Regions from separate parts of the Homo sapiens genome. Here region 2 is linked to region 1. Evidence: chromatin contacts called from ENCODE Hi-C or POLR2A ChIA-PET data. All regions are on one chromosome and are shown on one strand. The core of a region is the stretch at or near the end of the contact, and the rest is flanking DNA. Distances in the headings are between cores, read along the strand shown. Region 1 holds the start of BBS9 (Bardet-Biedl syndrome 9). Region 2 has its middle 81 kb from the start of FLJ20712.

Region 1 (2,700 bases), core at 73-2,572:
GCTCTCTCTGTATAGCAGAATACAATTGGAAACTGGTTATATTACCAAGGCTTTGACTGAAAGGTCATTTTTAAAAATATTGAGGCCGGACGCGGTGGCTCACGCCAGCAATCCCAGCACTTTGGGGGACTGAGGTGGGTGGATCGTTTGAACCCAGGAGTTCGAGAGCAACCTGGACATGGCGAAACTCCATCTCTACAAAAAATACAAAAATTAGCCAGGTGTGGTGGTCTGTGCCTGTAGTCCCAGCTTACTAGGAAGGCTAAGGTGGGAGAATCGTTTGAGCCCGGGAGGCTGAGGCTTCAGTGCTTCAGTGAGCAGTGATCCTGTCACTGCACTCCAGTCTAGGCGACCCTGTCAGGGAGACCCAGTCTCAGTTAAAAAAAAAAAAAAAACCCAAAACCCAAAAAACTAAAACTAGAATGGTATTTTCTACTGGGAATGTGGATTTGTGGATTGATGGTGAAATACTGGAAATTTAAAGCCTACACTAGAATCCATTGAAAAAAGCAAACAAGAAAAACTTCAAGGTTGGCTACATTGAATTTGAATGTAAAGATTAAAAAAAAATAAGTAAAAAACAAAAGAAGACATAGATCCAATCCCATATACCAGGAAATGCACTCTAAGGTATATACGGAAAATATATTTAACACATGTGTATCAGGACGCAGGCACAAGTAACTTCAAAGCAGCGCTGTTTCAAATAGTAAAAAAAGGAAAAACTGGAAACTGTTCAAAAGCTTCATCATCTCGATGATCTTGGTCTTCCGCCTCGCCTTCTTCTCCAAGGTGAATATGTACTGGGCCAGCACCACCCCCGCCACCAGGGCGCACACGCTGGCGCTCGCTACCGCGACCACCCTCGCCACGGTCGCGCGGTGCATGGACGGGGCCCTCATGAGTGTCCCGGCAGGAAAAAAACACCGCGATTGGGACTCTCAGAAGCGCAGGATCCCAGAGCACCATGGACAAGCCAGTGACGCCCCGCCCCCACTAGGCCCCACCCACACGCACCGAGGGGAGAGGGCGGTCACGCGGCCGGGGGGGCGTGGCCTGCCCCCGGAGCCCAGGCAGGAGGAGGGTCTTCCTTAAGGAACTGCTGCCAGGACAGGGCAGAGGATTGCAGTAATTATCACTCTCTGCTAATGAGGACCAGGCCGTGGTTCACTCGAGCCCCGCCCCAGTAGCAATCTAATTCCAACCGCGGCCCTCTCAGAAGTCGGTCCCCGCCTTTGCGCCTCAGCCTCTCTGGACTCCAGCCCCCAGAAGTCGGCGCGGCACGGCGTGACCTGCGCAGTGGCGTCCGTTGTAAGTGCTATGACAACAGGGCGAAGATGGCTCAGAGTTAGGCTGGAGAGGGGAGGTGTCCCTTCCGCTGCGGCCGTCGGGTTTCTGCTACATCCCATTCACCGCCTCCTCCATCCTTTCCTCCTCGGTGTGAGCAGCAGGACTTGCATTTGTTCTCGCCTGCCTAGTGTCTTCCAAGGGATAGATGCCGTTTCCTCTGCTGGTCTCTGGGGGTGACGGGGGGCGCAGGGGAGCTTCTTGGGGGAATCACTCCAACTCTGTGGAGCTGGTGGTGCTGCCTGGTGGGGCTCTCTCTTTGCCCGGGACGTGGAACAACTTTCAGCTGGAGGACGAGAGGGAATAGTGAAGCTAAAGGTTGCTTTTCTCTGCACCGTCCGTTCTTGCTCCCTCTGCTCCATCACTGGGACCTTGTCAGGCGTTCATAAAGCAAAATTTGCCGAACGAGGGTTCGCAGAAAGGTGGGGCAGAGCTCATCTGACGTGGCATCAGGTAAGATGGTATGTCTGTTGTTAAACTTCGGGTACATGAATACCCTTTCCATGTTTTATTTTGTGAACAAGATTCTCTAATGCAGTATAATGGTTTGGAGTCTGTAAGGTGATTGATTTCTTAGATGTTTGCACTGAAATAAACAAACACTAGGAGCACAAAGTGTATGAGATTCTGTGAGTACTTTTGAGAAAAAAGGGATGAGAATTTTTAAGGATTCCATTGAGGAATGTCACTTGGAGCATGAGCATCCTCCTGAGACACTTCAACAGGTCTGTGAGTAAATGGGCAAAGCAGTTCCCAGCCTACGACTGAAGTAGGATGCATGTACTAATACCCCCAATCCTTCTAGTAATAGGATTATTGTTTCTCCTCTTGTTACTTGGAGACCACAACAGTTTAGATGAGCTGCGCTGATTTTATCAGCACCTCCTGCCAGTCAAATCCTGCCTTTGACTTCAATTTCCTGGAGAAATGTATTTTTTTGGGTATCTCACTTTTACTTTAAAAATGAAACCGTATCTTACAGGTATACACATCTTACATGTCCTCATTGATAAACAACTTGAAAGATGCTGCAGGATAAGCTATGGGTCTTAAGTTGGCCAGCATTCAGAGAAAGATTTTCTAACTTATTAGCATTTTATAAAGAAAACAATTACTGAGATTTTTTTCATGAATATACGGAAGAATTAAAAAAAAAACTAGAAAACCCAGAAGTTTTTAAAGAAGAATTTTAAAAAACTTTATTTTGAAAATAAGTTACAAGTTATTTGTCAGAGTTTAAGGGATTTTTCCTTGTGTGTAATTGTCGTGGTTAAATTACAACTATACACTTATATTTATGGTACAACTTCTTGATAGAAATGCTCACTGAAGGGAAAAAATCCAACAGCAATA
Region 2 (2,700 bases), core at 82-2,581, 680 kb after region 1:
ATGTGCAGTTTTGTATTCTGGTTCTGGACCTTGCATTGCAAGGTGTGGAATATTTGCTAAAGAAATGGCACAAGATTAACATGTTTCATTTGCAAATCTTGGTACGGTTGGCCGACTTTTCCTAATGGACCCTCAGTTCTTTTTAGGTAACAGCTGCGTGCATTGCCTTGATGGGGCAAGCCCCTGGACGAGCCAGAGGTCTGCGGAGACCCAGTACACTGGCTTCAGATGTCTGCCCAGTTATCCCCACAGAAGTTAAGGAACTAGCTGTTTTGAAGCAACTTTAACACAGACTTTTTTTTTCCATCGTGATGGAAAATGACATGGAGCTGTCCTTGGGCCAATTGTGTGTAGCCTTTGTAAGTGACCAACACTTTGCCAAAGTCCCACACACAAACTAGTTATTTGCGTTTGGAGCTGCCTCCTCTGTCTTCCTGGCAGAAGCTCAACATTAGGAAATTGTGACTAATAGCAAGGAGAGAGAACCCTTGAGGCTTATCTAGCCAGGGAGAGTTTCAAGGAGCCAGGAAAAAGTAAAATCTGGCTCAATTAACCAAGATAAGATAGGAACAAGCAAACTGGACAATCCTTTCAAAAGGGACAAACACAGACACAGGGATTTCTGAAAGGAATCATGGGAATTATTAGTGTCTGGTTATTATTTTATTGCATGGAAGCACATGCAACTTGTGCTTCTCCAAACCTGTGATGCAGGCAAGAGATTCTAAAGCCTTTGCAAGCTGTAAACACAACATTTTTTTTTTTTTTGTAAGAAAAGGCAAGAGAAGGAGTGCACTTAACAGAAGAGGACCAGCCTGGTAGCACTTCCCAGAGCTACCACCTGTCTGCTGTGCTTAGGCAAGGCACCTCACCACACTGCATCTTGGTTTCCTCATCTGCAAAATGCTGTGTTATTACAGCAGTGTGTTGTAAAGATTCAATGAGGGAATGCATGTGAAGCTCTTACTGTTCTTATTAAGCACACACTGAACTCTCCAGTAAGTGTTAGCAGTTACACAGTTCTGAGATATGCATTAGGAAGTCCATTATGTAAAAACCCTGCTCTGCTCTTTAAAATGAACAAGAGTGGAGGGGTTTATGGTTTAGGGGTGAGGGGCAGAGACGTGAGGCATAGGAGATGACTGAGCATTTCTTGTGGCAACTTGTGCTTCTGGTTCCTTACAAGTAAACTGTCTTATAAGAGATACTTTTTGGTCCTGTTGTCTCTGCAGAAGGCAGCAGCAGCTCAGAATGGCAAGCTTTCTGCTGATGGTAACAACCTGGTAATCGAACAAAGCCCACAGTCTTTGCTTTGAAAAACCAGAGGCCCAGGAGTAGCTGTTTTCTTTCAGACTGCATTTGAGCTTTGTCAGCTGGCTGGGCTGAAGTTTATCCTGTGTCCACTTCCCTTATCAGCCGCCCATGGCAGGCACACGCTTCTTTGCTCAGTGAATGGCAGGACTTCAGGACTCCCCGTTGACAGAGCTAATCCATCTTTCTGCTGCTTCCATCTTGAAATAACTTTTGGAGCAGCTTGTCAGGAACATGGAAGCAGCCATGACAGCTGGGAAATTTTCTCAGGCAGGGAGTAGCCATTTTCTGTATGGAAACTCCAACGAAGCTATGTCAAGGAGATGGCCCGAAACATCTGGGCTCATTTATGGGGGGAATGGGAGGCATTCTCACAGGACAGCCCGATGTACCCCACTGATAAACCCTCTAACACATTTTCGGGAAAGGAGGCTTCATGGATAGGAGAGCCCCTGACAAAGTCAAGATATCCCTCATCCCTCCCAGCCTACTGGAGCCAGCTATTGTCCACATCACCCACTGTCACCAGAGCAGGGATGCAACTAATTCCTGTTCCTGGAATGGGCTTCTGGCACTGCCCCCACTTCAGGGTCCCCATGGCTCCAACATCTGCAGATGCACTGGCATAGGGTCATTTCCATGTGATCGGTCTTAGGTTTTGGGGACCTGTTGTTTGACAATAGAAAGCAAGAGGGTGGAGACCTGCTTCTCACCATTCGTTCTTCTCCCTCTAGAGCTGGATTTTCCTCCATATTAAAGATCCCAGGTTCATGAGAAACCAAGTCATCTTAAAAGCTGGTTAGAGTGAAATCAACCTTCCTGCTTTTCTCTTCTTCCCTACAAAGTCAGAAGTCAGGTTAGAAACTCCCTTGCAGAAAAGAGTCCATGTAGTTTGGCCAGATGGAATGTTGCGATATGGAAGCTTAGCCTGCTCAAAGTGGGTGTTTAGGAGGTTTTCAAGCTGGGCCCAAAGTCCAACTTGGGTAAGACCACCTGATTACACAACTCCAGTGGGGCGGGGGGTGGGGTTCCTTCCCCATCGTAGACTGTGCGAGTGGCGCCCTCTGGAGTCATGCGGTGCACAACCTGCCCGGCAGGAGGCAGCAGCCTGAACTTGAGGCTCAGTTCCCACAAGACCAGTGATTTTCAGCCTCCTGTGATGCTCCACACACTGGCATGTCAAGACAATAGGAGGTGGTTGCAGGTCACTGGTTACTAGTAATAAATAAAGTACAAACATGTTCAAACACATTCCTTCTTTATTACAAGTTAAGGGAAGCTAAGATCATTGCTAGATCACTCTCACTGTGAGGGAGATATGCTGGCTTTGTTTTTCATATTTAAACATTAGATAACTGAGAAAGAGAGCAAGAGAACAAAGACAAGAGA

Evidence for each region. Hi-C counts contacts between places; a loop is a spot of excess contacts on that map. ChIA-PET counts read pairs that join two places held with the same protein, here RNA polymerase II (POLR2A).
Region 2: a map of ascending aorta shows a loop between it and region 1 (6-fold over the local background). The contact joins the enhancer-like site here to the promoter of BBS9 in region 1. A Hi-C loop is called at or near these places in 1 of 168 maps with a recorded cell type or tissue (ascending aorta). POLR2A ChIA-PET finds 5 or more read pairs at or near these places in 1 of 52 experiments (activated CD8-positive, alpha-beta memory T cell).

Annotation. Positions count from the first base shown.
Region 1 is chr7:33,128,242-33,130,941 of GRCh38, forward strand. BBS9 (Bardet-Biedl syndrome 9) reads left to right here and starts at 1,323. Exons shown (of 23, transcript NM_198428.3): 1 at 1,323-1,800. RefSeq lists enhancers at 736-785, 1,276-1,385 and a silencer at 926-1,225.
Region 2 is chr7:33,805,565-33,808,264 of GRCh38, forward strand. No RefSeq gene overlaps it. Among named protein-coding and RNA genes, the nearest start is that of FLJ20712, 81 kb to the left of the region's middle. Within about 2 kb of position 1,332, at least 5 of the 41 ENCODE cell types and tissues checked have a DNase peak (open chromatin) inside an H3K27ac peak, as active enhancers do.